Linked DNA regions of Homo sapiens: region 2 is linked to region 1. The links are chromatin loops, found by intact Hi-C in ENCODE. Cell type or tissue: PC-3. All regions are shown on one strand.

Evidence for each region. Hi-C counts contacts between places; a loop is a spot of excess contacts. Peaks named below come from ENCODE experiments on the same cell type or tissue, not always from the same donor. Only the 100,000 strongest peaks of a DNase experiment are listed, where the experiment ranks them.
Region 2: it touches region 1 in a loop (4-fold over the local background); 6 of 110 quality-filtered maps call a loop at or near these places.

What each region holds. Positions count from the first base shown.
Region 1 is chr4:151,414,878-151,422,877 of GRCh38, reverse strand. All of the region lies in intron 1 of FHIP1A (FHF complex subunit HOOK interacting protein 1A), which reads right to left. Among named protein-coding and RNA genes, the nearest start is that of FHIP1A, 9.7 kb to the right of the region's middle. In PC-3, no CTCF peak of the experiment used is centred here; DNase peaks (open chromatin) are centred at 4,287 and 6,697; H3K4me3 peaks cover 473 bases; H3K27ac peaks cover 3,701 bases.
Region 2 is chr4:151,600,144-151,608,143 of GRCh38, reverse strand. The region is part of intron 7 of FHIP1A (FHF complex subunit HOOK interacting protein 1A); the gene reads right to left. Among named protein-coding and RNA genes, the nearest start is that of GATB, 160 kb to the left of the region's middle. In PC-3, a CTCF peak has its summit at 3,698 (motif pointing right); no DNase peak of the experiment used is centred here.

The DNA of each region.
Region 1 (8,000 bases):
ACCAGCTCTGATCTCTACACAATCAGCATCATTCAGATCAGCCTTCTCAATTCCAGCCTTCTCAATTCCACGCTTGTATCTCCAATTCCAGCTGGGCAGGTCTACATGGAGCTCCTGCTATCAAATTAACTTTGGGGCAACCAGTTTTTCAGGATCTAGTGAAGTACCTCCACTGAAAAGTGTCTCTGGCCAGGCGCGGTGGCTCACACCTGTAATCCCAACACTTTGGGAGGCTGAGGCAGGCGAATCACTTGAGGCCAGGAGTTTGAGACCAGCCTGGCCAACATGGCAAAACCCCGTCTCTACTAAAAAGAAATATTAAAATTAGCTGGACGTGGTGGCTTGTGCCTGTAGTCCCAGCTACTAAGGAGGCTGAGGCACAAGAATCCTGTGAACCCAGGAGACGGAGGTTGCAGTGGGCTGAGACTGCACCACTGCACTCCAGCCTGGACAATGGAGCAAGACTCTCTCTCTCATTAAAAAAATGCATATATATATTTTTTTTTTTCAAAGGAGGCAAACCCAAACTCAATTCAACAAATATTTATTGAATGTCATGCACTGGTCTATGTATTGGGATATATAGCCAAGATTATCAAATATCACAAAGCTTTACATTCTTATGTGGGGAAAGAGTTAATATATATATATATTTTTTTAATGTCTCATAAATATTTGTTAATGGTCAACTGCTTCTTTTTTTTTCTTTCCCATTTTTGTCACTTTACTTGAGGATCTTATTACCATACAGGTACTCTTCGAGGACTCTAATGAATGTTCCTAGTGGGCCAGAAGACTTTGTCAAAGCAGCATACCCCTCATATATAATTTGACAACAGTGCAGCCAAGGAAAAAATAGGCCTGGAACATCATTAAAAATGGTTGCATCCCCTAGTAGAACAAGATTTTGCTAACTTGCATACTTTGGTAAAAGGCAAGCCCTAAAGAGTACCATCACTGTCAAGACTCAAGAATACCTCAAATTAGATCATATATGTGAAAGTGCTTTGCAAACCATGAACTGCCAAGGAAACTGCCACTTCTGTTATTGGTGTGGCTATTACAAAGGCACAGACCTAGGAAGGCGATAGTTGTATGGCTTGAAGGAACTAGCTAGGTCTAGAAACAGGGGTCTTCAGCAACAAGAAGAAAAAAGTAAGAGAGGTCCCAGAGGATGCAACAGGAAGCCTCAATTAACAAAGAGATTCGGGGGAGGGAAGGGTTCCAGGTTAGCAAACCCCAACTCAATTCAACAAATATTTATTGAATGTCATGCACTGGTCTATGTATTGGGATATATAGCCAAGACTACCAAATATCACAAAGCTTTACATTCTTATGTGGGGAAAGAGTTAATAAACAAAAGACACTAACCAACCAGGGAACCACTGAAAAAATTTTTTTAAATTTTAAAAAGACATAAGTAAACTAAAATATGTTAAAAGACAAGTGCAGGAGAGCAGAGTAAGGGGGATGAAAACTACAGAGGATTTGCAATACTTTGAGCTTAGAAGACTAGCCAAAGAGGAGAATGAGGTCAGATTTCAAATGGTGTCCCTCAAAAATTACATTCAATTGCAGGAAAAATAAGAAGAGTCACACTGTGCTTATATGAAATTTGTGTAAAATTTGACAAATCCAAATTTCCTGGGAACACACAGCTCATTTTCCATATTGATCTCCTTCACCATTGTTCAAAATTATTGACCCAAATGTGCTATACAGAATATATAAAAAGATATAAAATGACTTAGCCAGAGGCAGAACAAAGGGAACTACAAGGGACAAAGCAAAACAGATGACAGCAAAAATCGTTGCAAATCAGTCCCTTAGGAAAGGGCAAATTCAAGAGGACTTTAAATGCGACTCAATTTTTTTTCTTAGAAAAGTTGGCTCTAGGTTAAGGATGATATAAAAGTTTCATTTCTAGTAACAACCTCAAACAACTGGCAAGGCCTCTCCGGAGCACTGCATTGAGAGAGCTCTGGGTCCTGTGGGGAATTAATTAGACATTTCTGCCATGGGCTCAAGATGGGGCACTGCAGGCATGCAAGCCCCTCATTTGCCTTTCCTTCCCTAGGTTGATCTTAGTGCTTTAAAAATATCAGTAATCACTCACTGGCAACCTACTAAGCAAAAGAAAAGCAACACTAGGAACAGTGGAGGGATGTGGAAATACAGAGTTAGGCTCCAGTCCTAAAGGAGTTTATAATCTAATTGGGAAGAAGGACAAATGTATAAAAGATAACACTGGATGGCAGCAAATGACTAAATTCCTAAAATTTCAGTATGGAGATTCAGGTGCCAGGAAACTACTACAGGAAAAGACAGCCAAGAAAGATTTTATGGAGGACACAGCTCTGAACTAGGCTTGGAAGAATGCACATCACTAAAATAACTGGAAAGAGGAAGGACTGGTCTCAACAAAGATGGGGAAAAAGGAAGAGGTAGGGTGTGTTCAAGAATGAGGAACAGACACTTCTCAAAAGAAGACATTTATGCAGCCAAAAAACACATGAAGAAATGCTCATCATCACTGGCCATCAGAGAAATGCAAATCAAAACCACTATGAGATATCATCTCACACCAGTTAGAATGGCAATCATTAAAAAGTCAGGAAACAACAGGTGCTGGAGAGGATGCGGAGAAATAGGAACACTTTTACACTGTTGGTGGGACTGTAAACTAGTTCAACCATTGTGGAAGTCAGTGTGGCGATTCCTCAGGGATCTAGAACTAGAAATACCATTTGACCCAGCCATCCCATTACTGGGTATATACCCAAAGGACTATAAATCATGCTGCTATAAAGACACATGCACACGTATGTTTATTGCGGCACTATTCACAATAGCAAAGACTTGGAACCAACCCAAATGTCCAACAATGATAGACTGGATTAAGAAAATGTGGCACATATACACCATGGAATACTATGCAGCCATAAAAAATGATGAGTTCATATCCTTTGTAGGGACATGGATGAAATTGGAAACCATCATTCTCAGTAAACTATCGCAAGAACAAAAAACCAAACACCGCATATTCTCACTCATAGGTGGGAATTGAACAATGAGATCACATGGACACAGGAAGGGGAATATCACACTCTGGGGACTGTGGTGGGGTCGGGGGAGGGGGGAGGGATAGCATTGGGAGATATACCTAATGCTAGATGACACATTAGTGGGTGCAGCGCACCAGCATGGCACATGTATACATATGTAACTAGCCTGCACAATGTGCACATGTACCCTAAAACTTAGAGTATAATAAAAAAAAAAAAAAAAAAAAAAAAAAAAAAAAAAGAATGAGGAACAGACCAGCATGGCAGTCAAAGCAAAGGATTTGCACAGAGCACCAGATCATAAATGCCCTGAGAATCAGCCAATGGTTCTCCAGAGAAACAGAACCAGTAGGAGATGTATGTGTGTGTTTATAAAGAGACTTATTATAAGGAAGTGGCTTACGCAATTATAGAGGCCAAGAAGTCTCAAGATCTGCAGTCAGCAAGCTGGAGACCCAAGAGAGACAATAACATAAGTTATAGTTTGAGTCTGAATCTGAAGGCAGGAGAAGACCAATGTCCCAGGTTGAAAACAGTCAAACAGAGAGAGAGAGAGGAGAGTGAATTCTCCCTTACTCAGTCTTTTTGTACTACTGAAGCCTTCAATAGACTGAATAAGACCCATCCACACTGGGGAGGGCAGTCTGCTTTACTGAGTTTACCAATTCTAATGTTAATCTCATCCAGAAATCCTCTCACAGACATACCCAGAATGTTTAACTAAATACCTGGACACCCTGTGGCCCAGGCAAGTTGATACATAAAATTAATTAACCATCACGCCTTGAGTTGAGTCATTACCCAGTAGGCAACAGAGACCATGATAGGTGACATGAGCACAGCTATAGTTTGGAAAATCAATTGACTATGGAATGAAAATAGATTAGAGCAAGAAAAACTGGAAAGAGAAACAAAATGAAAAATATTATAATTGGCCATATAATAATAAGAGGCAGATCATTAACAACAAACATTTATAGGATTCTATTCAATATAAGGTGCTCTGGTAGGCAATTAAGATGCAGAGTTACTCTCAACTCCTTATGGTTTACTTTGATGTCAGGATCTAAACATAGACCTATCCAGCAGGAACTGGTTAGAAACAAGCCTATGGTCCAAAGGTCAGCAATGAGGGTATGGATTTAGGAATTATCTGTATACCCAAGACAACCAAGTCAAGAGTTTGCTCCTGGCATGCCAATATTGACAGAAACTCAGAACAGCAGGTTGAGTTAGCCAGACTGAGTCAGGAAATCCTGTCAAAACTACTCATTTTGTGATTCACTGTGAAGGAATGACCACTTCTCTGTGAAACCAATCCTAAGACATAATCAAGAGGCAGAATTACTTTAAGGACAAAAAAAACACTCTCCAATTGTTGCAAGCTGGTTCTTACTATCTATAGCAACTCCAGGGTGTACTTTTCAAATAGGACATGCAAGGTCCTAAACACTGTGAAGAAGTATAAGGAGAAAATTCAGAGGTCAAACTTAATCAAGCTGATAAGAAATTAACATTAACCATTAAGTTTAATCAGTAGGTAAATATCAAGTCAGTTGGTGTTTCCTGAAACAGATCAAAGTCAATGAATTCATGTTGTCAGAGTTTCTCTTGTTTTTTTTTTTTTTTTTTTTTTTAGAGATAGGTTCCTACTCTGTCACCAAGGCTGGAATGCAGTGACATCATCCTGTGTCACTGCAGCCTCAAACTCCTGAGCTGAAGTGATCCTCCTGCCTCAGCCTCCCAAGTAGCTGGGACTCCTGGGGTGAGACACCATACCGCCTAATTTTTTGTTGTTATTGCTGTTAAGACGGGTCTCACTATGTCTCCCAGGCTGGTGTCAAACTTCTGGCCTCAAGCAATCTTCCTACCTCTGCCTGCCAAAATGCCCAGGATTACAGGCATGAGCCATTGGGCCTGGCAGATTTTTTACAAGCAGTTAAACTACAACATCTTGCTTAAAATAAGCCAAAAGTACAAATGTTTTGTAGTATACACAAATTAGAGAGATTTAAAAATTCAACTTATCAAATAGTGACTTAGTGTTAGAGAATAAGCAATAATCAAGACTAATACATGGTCAGGTGTGGTGGTTCACACCTGTAATCCTACTGAGGCAGAAGAACAGGGTCTGGAGGCAGGGAACCTAAGGCTGATTCATGCTGACTTCCTAGAACTAAATCAAAAGGAAAACCCCAACTTTCCACACCCAAGTAACAAAAGGACCAGAGGCTATTCCCTTTGCAACCCCCATCTCCTTGTTCCGCATGACAGATAAAAATCTGAAAGTACCTCGGATTGGTCCCCTCCCAAAACCAATCAGGCTGGTCACAAGCCAAGTCTTCCTTTGCATAGAAATATAATTTTGTAACTTCACTTCAGCCTCTGATTGGTCACTTTCCACAACCAATCAGATGTTTGCATAGGGTGTAACTCTGTAACTTCACTTTAGCCTCTGCTTGGTGCTTGGTCGCTTTCTGCAACCAATCAGACAGATCTTGGGCCACTACTTCATTTACATAGGGTGTATATCAAGTAACCAATGGGAAGCCTCTAGAGGGCATTGAAACCCCAGAAAATTCTGAAACCAGGCCCATGAGCTGCTTGCTCGGGCCTGCTCCCACCCTGTGAAGTGTGCTTTCGCTTTCAATAAATCTCTGCCTTTGTTGCTTCATTCTTTCCTTGCTTTGTTTGTGCATTTAGTCCAATTCTTTGTTCAAAGCACCAAGAACCTGCACACCCTCCACTGGTAACACTAGCACTTTGGGAGGCCAAGACAGGGGAATCTCTTGGGCCGGGGAGTTTAAGACCAGCCTGAGCAACATGCCAAAACCTTGTCTCTACAAAAAAATACAAAAATTAGCCAGGCATGGTGGCATGCACCTGTAGTCCCAGATACTCAGGAGACTGAGGTGGGAGATTCGCTTGAGCCTAGGAAGCTGAGGCTGCAATGAGCCCAAATTGCACTAGTGCACTCCAGCCTGGATGACAGAGTGAGACCCTGCTTCAAAAAAAAAAGGATAATACATTAGACATGTTGTATTTTCCCACAGAAAAGATCAAAATATGAATATATACAAACTATAAGTTTCCCGTGTCCTAAGAAATTCTTATTTTATTAAGAAAAATTTTTATACCAAGAAAATCAAGAAACATTTTTTCTAATAAATAAATATGGAGACATCATCCTTATTTTGAGGATGTACAAAGTTTTCTATTAAATGACCTGAAGAAGATCATACTTTTAAAACATTCCTTATATCACTATATACTTAGGCATAAATACACAAATGTGTACAATACATATGTGCATATATAAATATAGGGGGTATGTATGTGTGTATAGAAATTACATTTGTAAACATATTTTTCTATACTCATTCTAGTATATTATAAAGAAAATCAACCTAAAATGAATGGAATCCAAATAAAAGTTCCATGAACACAAACAAAATAGAAGATATTCATTTTGAGGAATAAGACACACTCCTCTAATGAAATGGTTATGAAAAAAAGCTTGGACTAAATAAAAATATTAATCAACTCTTTTAGACATTCAGTAAAAACTTTGCCACAGGAATTCCTGAAATGTTCCCACCTCAATGAGCCTGAGTCATGAAATTTAGCCAAAGTATCTTATTTCACATTTTCCACACACAGAGGGAAATCAGTTCCTAGAACTTTCTACAAGCCAAAAGATCCTAAAATGGACCCATGACTAATATTTCAACAGAGGTAAACTTTAACAATTTAAGGAGAAGAGCTAAAATACACTCTGCATTCTGCAAAACCTAGTGGATTTTCTGAACTCCTTAATGGCATGTCCTAAAATAATGTTCTTAGGAAAATGTTAAAAAAAAAAAAACACTATGCTCCATAAAAGCTAATTAGCAGCTCAACCAACAGCTGCAGAGTATTTTTATAGCTGTTACCAATTACTATCTTCTCTTGGGGAAAACATTAAAACCAAAAAGAACCTGAAATGTGAGGAAATGAGGTGAACCTTACCTAAAAGCTCAGCACCTTTTGCTGTTATGACCTCTTATTTCAGTGGCTGGTCATCTATTAATAATTTCTGTCTTCAGTCTTGTGCATTCAGAAAGAAAGAATATGTTCATATAACTAAAAATGAAGGGACACTACTAGAGGAAATGTAAATAAAAGAAATTTAACATTTTCATAACAGTGACTCACAAACCTTTCCTACAGAAAACACAAGTGTACAATGATAACACTTTCAAGGATGTTCTCTGAAGCACTGTTCTTAATATAGAAAAATGGAAAACAATCCAAATTCCCAACAAAAGGCTGTTTAAATAAACCATGTTATAGGGCCAGGCATGGTGGCTCACGCCTGTAATCCCAGCACTTTGGGAGGTCAAGGCAGGTGGATCACCTGAGGTCAGGAGTTTGAGACCAACCTGGCCAAACCCTGGCTCTCCTAAAAATACAAGAATTAGCCAGACATGGTGATGCACACCTGTAGTCCTAGCTACTCAGGAGGCTGAGGCAGGAGAATTGCTCGAACCTGGGAGGGAGAGGTTGCAGTGAGCTGACATTGCACCACTGCACTCCAGCCTGGGTGACAGAGCAAGACTCCATCTCAAAAAAAAACAAAAAAAAAAACCAAAAAAACTATATCTATTCAATGCATTACTATACAGCCAGTAAAAAAAACAAAATGAGAATGATGTGCATGTATGGTCATAAAAACATTTTCAAGGTATATTATTGAGTTAAAAATAAAAACCAAGTTGAAAGTTGCATAGGATTACCCCAGTAGTTATTAACAACCACGTTAATAATAAACATTTTTAAATAGAGGGAAAAATGAAGGGAAATATATCTATTTATAGCAGTTTATCCAGAATATAACATTGCAGTGTACTTTAACTTTTAACATTATATATTTCTATATTGTTTAGAATTTGA
Region 2 (8,000 bases), 190 kb before region 1:
GAATCTGGGAGGCAGAGGTTGCAGTGAACCGAGATCATGCCCCTGCACTTCAGCCTGGGGAACAGAGTGAGACGCCATCTCAAAAAAAAAAAAAAAAAAAAAAAAAGAAGAAGAAAGAAAAAGAAAAGAAAAAAGAAAAAGAAAATCAAAAGTGATGCTGGCTGTGAAATAATGTAAAAGTATGTTAAGGAGCAACAAGCATATTATCTAAAATCAAAACACTATAGTGACCAAAAATGGTATAAAATTTATTGGCTAGTAACACACAGTGTCATGTGAAGGATGTCTCACTTTAGAGATTCAGCTGGTTACTTAAATAAGTAATAATAGGTAGTATGTATTTAGCACTAAGTGCCAGAGACAATGATAAGCACTTTAAATGCATAATCTTACTTAGTCTTTACAAAAGCCCGATAAGGTAGGTATTATTATCCCTAGATTATACATATACACCAATGAGAATACCTGCCACAGGCACATAAAGTAGCAAAGAACTAGACTCAAACCAAGGTCTTGCTAACTCAAAACCCATTTCTTGAACTGTCAAGCTAGGCAGCTTCCCAAAATTGTATCAGTTGAATATAATGCATTAATTGAATATATTAGATGGTACACACTTTTAGTTTTCAATTAATCAAGAATTCCCAAGTCAAAGCCTCTTACACTTGTCACTAAAATTTTCTAGATCTACTTAATAGCTGGCTGTCACTGGATAGAGAAATTATTAATTTAGTCTGTCTAAAACTGGCCTGCTTAATATGATTTTTTCAATCCAGATTTAATAGTGCTACCGTCACTCCATGTTACCTAGTTGCAGGCCCACAACAGGACTGGGCCTTTTAATTACCTCGTTCAATTGTGTTTACTGACTGATTATAGTGATGGTTACATCTGGCCCTCTGCTTCCACGGTACTCTTCTGTTTAAGTCCAGGGGAACTGAGTAGACAGAATGATTGCTTGGGCTCCACCACTCCTATCCCAGCTGAGCCAGGCTCCTTAATTATGGCTCCCTTGGTTACAACTGGATCTCGGACAGCATCTGATAAGGGTGTAAGTGTGAGATGGTACCAGGGGCATTGAGCTTTCCTGCCAAGTTTAAGAATCCCCAACTTCCCCAACTGCTGGGTGGCTCTAAATGGAATACCTGTCTGTCCCGGAACCAGCGCCTGCCTGTAAAGCTGTGGAGACAACAGCAGCACCTTCTAAGAAGAACCACCTCATTTCTGCAGGACATTGTTGGAATCCCCCTAACTTCTTACCAGACCAGCAGTCTGTGGGCTGAGGTGGGCACATAGGTATGCTTTCAGCGCAGTGGAGAATACAATCTAAGTCACTGGTTTACTCCAAGCATGGTAAGAAACAGGCAAAGTTCCACATGAACAAATACAGCTCAAGATTATTACAAGAAGAGGAAAAAGCAGCTAGCAAAAATAGAACAAGACAATGTTCAGGAGCCTTCAGTGATTAAAAACCATGGGTCAATAAGGTTGACAATGTTTTGTGGGGTTTTCTGCAAATTATTGAAATATATAAGTAGAAATATGAAATGCAGATATCAAAAAAAGTATTCCTCTGTATCTTTTAGTTTGGTTCACCCCAGAGATGGTGCCTCGTTTGGGGCTCAACTAAGTCAAGGGAAGCTACAAAAGATTTAGCAAAGAACCACCAAATTTAAAAAACAAAATCTAAAAATTCCAAAGCCAAGGTGGCATCTTACATTCCATGCTTTTGATTCCTTCTTCCCATTTTCCACTGAAAGGAATGACATGATCAGTGAAATTCCACAGCATTATAGGAAACCAGGCATAAAACTTCAAGACGTTTTTCCTCAGGAAGTGGCACAGATGACAAGTGACAAAGAGCAGAGACCTGCTGAAGCATCCAAAAATCCAACGGGAAGTCTGCCAGAGAACAAGTAAGAGGACTTGTGTCTACCCTTCTCCTACTCCAGAACCCCCGCTACTATCTCCCAGACTAGAGAGGCATGAGGAAGAACGGACAGGAGAAATGAAATTAAATCATGGTTGAACAGCATGCTGTCCTGCCCACTCCTCACTATGACATAAGCGATCAGTGTATTCCTCCTGCAAACTCAGCACCCAATTATAGCCCGTTAATATTTTATAATGGTGATAATAATTTGAAGATGGTACTTAATTGCTCTTAAAATCTTCAGTCACTATTTTCACTGGGCATAAAAGTCCAAAATATGCCTAGCCAGTAAGAGCCAAACTGGGCTCTACCGGAGTTCCAGCCTGCCCGCCCACATACACACTTACAGCAAGTGGGCAACTCACAAGTGTGGCTGCTCTCAGCCTCTCAAAATTTCCATCTTTACTTCTCTAGTCCCCAAAAAACTTCCATCCATCAACCTAAGTCAATAAGCCATGAATTATTGAGCTTGCAGGATGCAGATCATGAATACGTATGTGCATGTTTGGAAGACAAGCTTGTAAAACAAATGGGCTCCACGGCGGCTTATATGAACCCAGCACACATGCCTTTAAGGAAATGGCTGAAATTATTCTACCCATGTATGTTGTTCAAGCATGGTTTCAGCACAGAAGAGATGGTGGAAAAATCAGTTTTTCTGGTAGACTTTTTGCTTCTGTCTTTCCAAGTGCTCTTGAATGGAATAATTTGTTGAATGAAACACAGCTGGCTGCTCTTTGCATAAACCAAAGGTGCAGGCTTTCTTTGTGGTCACAGTTATCATTGCGAATGCCTGTGAGCTGCCTGCAGAAGGGATGGTATGTAATTATCTTCCCTTCCATCTACCTCTTACTTCAGCACATTCACCTCGATGTCTCTACCTCTATCCACCAGAGATAGTCCCAAACTTTTGCCATAATTTGGTAACAATCTCTTTTTAAAAAGGAGCAAAACAACCCACTAAACAAAAGACTACCCTACCCTAGTTCACAAGACATTTGACAGAAATAATATGACTGAGCCTGAGGTGCTACTTATACAACCTTTTCCCATCCAAACAACCTAACAGTCCCCTCTTTCTAATCCTGCCAGATCCAGGACAAGCACTGAAGCCATCTTTGGCTGCAACTGCCAACTCTCTACGGGTCTCCCACCAGCCCAGGATCCTGAAACAACATATCTGGATGGAGATTTTCCCAAGCTAATGACAAAACCAATTAGACTGCTTCACTTGTTTTTGTCTGCTACAAACCTCATTTCCTGTTTCACATCAATTTTTGTATGATACTTGTTCTTAAACACAGAACCCAACAAAAACTCATTTTTATTTATTTATTATTATTATTAGTATTTTTTTTTTTTGAGATGGAGTCTCACTCTGTCACCCAGGCTGGAGTACAGTGGCGCGATCTCAGCTCACTGCAACCTCTGCCTCCTGGGTTCAAGCAATTCTCCTGCTGCAGCCTCCTGAGTAGCTGGGTCTACAGGCGCCCACCACCATGCCCAGCTAATTTTTGTATCTTTAGTAGAGACAAGGTTTCACTGTGTTGGCCAAGCTGGTCTCAAACTTCTGACCTCAGGTGATGTGCCCTCCTCAGTCTCCCGAAGTGCTGGGATTACAGGCGTGAGCCACCATGCCCGGCCCAAAAATTCATTTTTAAATTGGTAAGACCAAATTGAAAGTAATGAATATGATTTCATGCCAAAACTGCAAATTATTTTGAGCTGTTAGTTCATGTGGTGTCCAACAGATGTCACTGTGTTTCCCTCACAAACTGAAAATATCTCCTAGTACCCCTGTGAATTAATTGAAAAGCCCCAGGGCTCCTTGGTGCACTGTTTGGGAACCACAGATGCAGGCCCTTCCAGGGGTTTCAGGAAAGAGCAGGGAAGCAGGGTCAAATGCAAAATCACCTAACAATAGAAAGGAGCACGTGCTCAGAATAACATGGGCACCGAGAGCTGCCAACTCTAGGGAACAGAGAAGACTAGAACCTCCAATGTAAGGGACAGCTGCAGGAGGCTGTGGGATTTAGGCTGGTCTTTGAAGAAAGAGTAACTCTTGACCACAGAGGAGGAAGGAAGAGAATGTTCCAAGCAGAGAAAACGGACTGAGTATAGGAGAGAGGCCTTGAACCAAGAATGAGAATGGTACGGAGTCAGGGCTGTGACACAGCATGTAGACCAAGAACATTGTAGGAAGTGGAGCCACTTAAGGTTTCAGAGGAAGGATGATGTGTTTAGAAAATTTAATCCAGCAGTTTTGTGTGAGATAATCTGAAGAAAGAAGTTGCAGTAATGAGACCATAAGTGAAAACTAACCCTGGTCAAGATATGTGGAGATGAAGACCCAGAGTGACACTATTGGGAGAAGAAACAAAAAAACAGACTCAAGAACCTTGCAGGAAAAGGTTGGCACTATATTTGGGAAGATTAAGAGAAAAAATTCAAGGATGATTAAGAGTTCTATGCCAGGTAAGTGGGAAAAGTGATATTATTCACAAAAAGAAGGTATGCAGAGGATGAATTAAGCTAGCCTCGGGAGAAAGACATTATGAGTTTGCCTCCTGACATTTTAAGTTTGAGGAAGCAACAGGTCATTGAGATGAAGAGATCTAGCCAGTGGTCAAATACTCAGCCCCAGAGCTTTTTAGGCCATCTGTGCAGAGCAAGGATAGCAATCATGAGGGTCAATCAGTGCAGGAATAGTCCCTGAGGCATGCCCACATTTAGGGAAAGACAACATCCAGTCAGCAGAGCAGACAGACCCTAAGGAGAACTAAGAGAGTTCAGAGTGTGGCATCAAAGGGGGAAAAGAGGAAACCCGGGTCCAGGGAGTCAGAAGCCCCAGGGGTTGTTAATAAAGCGATTCTTTACAATCTCTCTTTTTTTTTTTTTCAGACGGAGTCTCGCTCTGTTGCCCAGGCTGGAGTGCAGTGGTGCGATTTTGGCTCACCGCAACCTCCACCTCCCAGGTTCAAACAATTCTCCTGCCTCAGCCTCCTGAGTAGCTGGGACTACAGGCACATGCCACCACACCTGGCTAGTTTTTTGTATTTTTTAGTAGAAACAAGGTTTCACCATATTGGCCAGGCTGGTCTCTAACTCCCGACCTCGTGATCCACCCACCTTGGCCTCCCAAAGTGCTGGGATTACAGGCGTGAGCCACCGCGACTGGCCACAATCCCAATATTTTTAAGCAAATGCTAAGTGCATTTATTAGCCTGGTGAGGAAAAAGCTGGGTATAGTCCTTAAGGGAGAAGCAGTCATCTCTTTTAGGTAGTGTAGAAAGGTTTTATAGCTAGAAAGCAGGACAATCCCTTATCTCTTAAATCTTGAATCACTTGTGTCTGTCTTTTTCTCCACACCTTTCCCTTCTCTTGAATCCCCTGCCTGTTTTCTTCTGTTCATCACCACACTACCCAGAATGCCAGTCCACACTAAGCGGCATTATTTTGTCACCACCAGATGGTTCCTGAGCCCCTTATCTGACTCCCTCTGCACTGCTTACTATGGATATCAATGTTCACCTGCCTTACAAATCACATTAGGGTCTTTTCTCAGTCCTCGTGGTCCCTCACCTCTTTTGGACATCACAGCTCTCCTGGCGTACTTTCATCCAAACACACTCCTCCACGCCCTCCCTACCTGCTCACCTTCAAGGTTCGGCACAATGTCACTCTCTCCCTCCCCACCTGCCCTGGCTACTTTCTCTGTCACAGCACTTAGTTTTTCTTGCTTAAATTAACATGTCAGTCTCCTGGGTCCCAGATTATAAACTCCATGGAGATGACAGAGTTTTTCAGCCACCTTCATTTCCCCATGGAGTCTGGCAGTACTTTGCACCTGGTGCACACTGACTAAATGGTCTTTGAACAAACAATATTATCCTTTTACTGCATATGAGATGGCAGAATCTGTCCTGCAATAGTTATGATAATACCTTTGCATATAACAGTATATGATTTTTCAGAACACACTTATATTTGATTTTCATACCCTGTAAGGAGGAAAGAGGAGGTCTACTATCCTCATTGTACAGCTATGGAAATGTGATATGATTTGCCCAAATCTCATCTTGAATTGTAGCTCCCACAATTCCCACATGTCGTGGGAAGGACACAGTGGGAGGTAAATGAATCATGGGGGCGGGTCTTTCCCATGCTGTTCTGGTGACATTGAATAAGTCTCATGAGATCTGATGGTTTTATAAATAGGAGTTTCCCTGCACAAGCTCTCTCTCTATGCCTGCCGCCATCCATGTAAGATGTAACTTGCTCCTGCTTGCCTTCCACCATGATTGTGAGGCCTCCCCACCCATGTAAAACTGTGAGTCCATTAAACTTCTTTTTCTTCCCAGTCTCAGGTATGTCTTTATCAGCAGCGTGAAAATGGACTAATATAAAATGTGACTCAAGGAGGTTGGAAGCTTTGCACAAGTTCACACAGCAGTAGTAAACAAAAGAGCCAGGACTAGAACCCAGATCTCTTACTCACAGTCTAATGCTCTTCCACTGCACACCCTGACTCTGTATAAATTCATGTAATAATAAGCCTGATTTGGTGATGGCTACCTATGCTTCAGATATTCCTTCATTTATTCATATCTAGTATGTTGTTAGCATTTCTACCCGTCACATTGGAGTCCAACTCTGATTTTAGGTTCCAGAGGACAAGGATCAATAAACAGAATGAGGCAGTAACTATAAGCTATAAAAAGTAGATTCACTAATGTGTTTCTAGAAAATTTTAAGCTGCAATTTACTTATGCATTAAACCCAAACACACTCTACAGGAACCATATCTACCTTCCAATTATTGCTCTAAGATGCTGATACTGGTAAATAAGCATGCTGATGGCTTCCAACGGCCCCTCTAAATCTACTCTCCACCTTTTCCACCTTGCCCTATGCCCCCCCAGTAGACCTGTATGGACCTTTTTCCCATGGTTCCCTTCCATATGCTTTCCACTTGGGTTCACCCAATGGGGTTCCAGCAGGAGACTGGAAGGAAGAAGAAGGAAACTTAGTTATTTATTCCCCTGACTCCCCTCTGAAGGGTTGCCTCAGGCAGGTTGTAACCCATGACTGAAGTTCATGGCTCTTATCAGGTGGGCCTCTCCACATATGTCTCTTTGACCCTTTACAGCACATTCAGACTTAGGGGTGGCAACTGTGGTAAACCTGCCCAGAATATGGCCACAAATTCTTTAATACTGCTACTATAAAGAGGTGGGGTCTTTGTCCTCTTCCCTTGAAATTGAGTGGTCTCTGTGTGACTATGAACAATGAAATATGGCATAAGGGATACTCTTCCAGGTTCCCCAGCCTTAGGAGACTAGCAGCTTCTATCTTTTGCCTCTTTGGCACACTCACTCTCGGAGTCCTTGGAGTTCAATCAGTACAGGAATCCAATTACCGGAGGCTGCCATGCTGTGAAGATGCCCAAGCAGCCCTGTGGAGAGGCTGTGTGGAAGGAGGGAAAGAAGGAGAGAGAGAGAGATCTAATCAGCCCCAACCTGTTCAGGCCCCAGCCTGCTGAGGCCCCAGACATCGCAGAGCAGTGATGAGCTGTCCCCACCATGTTCTGACTGCATTCCTGAACCAGAGAATCATGATTTATACTAATAACCAATGGCTGTTTTAAGTCACTAAGTTTGAGAATAGTTTATTATACAGTGCTAGATCACTGAAACAACACACTGTTGTAACCAGTCCACTTACTAAGCTCCCCTCACTACCCAGTCTGAATGCCATCTATTCCTTCTGGGGCCCTGACTAAATACATAACATATGACAAACATTAGGGCTGATAATCATATTCTAGACTTCTCTGCTTCTGAAAAAATGGCAGAACTGCACTTCGCCCTGAGGTCAGATGTGGCCTAGTGACTTGCTTTGCTTTAGACAATGAAATGTCAATAGAAATGATATGTGTTACTTCCAGATAAAAGCTTCAAGAGCCAGTGGGCCATTCACAAGGTTCTCTTCTCCCTGACATCACCTTGAGACCAGTGATATCAGTTCCGAATAGTGGAGGCTCTATCAACTTGGATCCCTGAGTGAG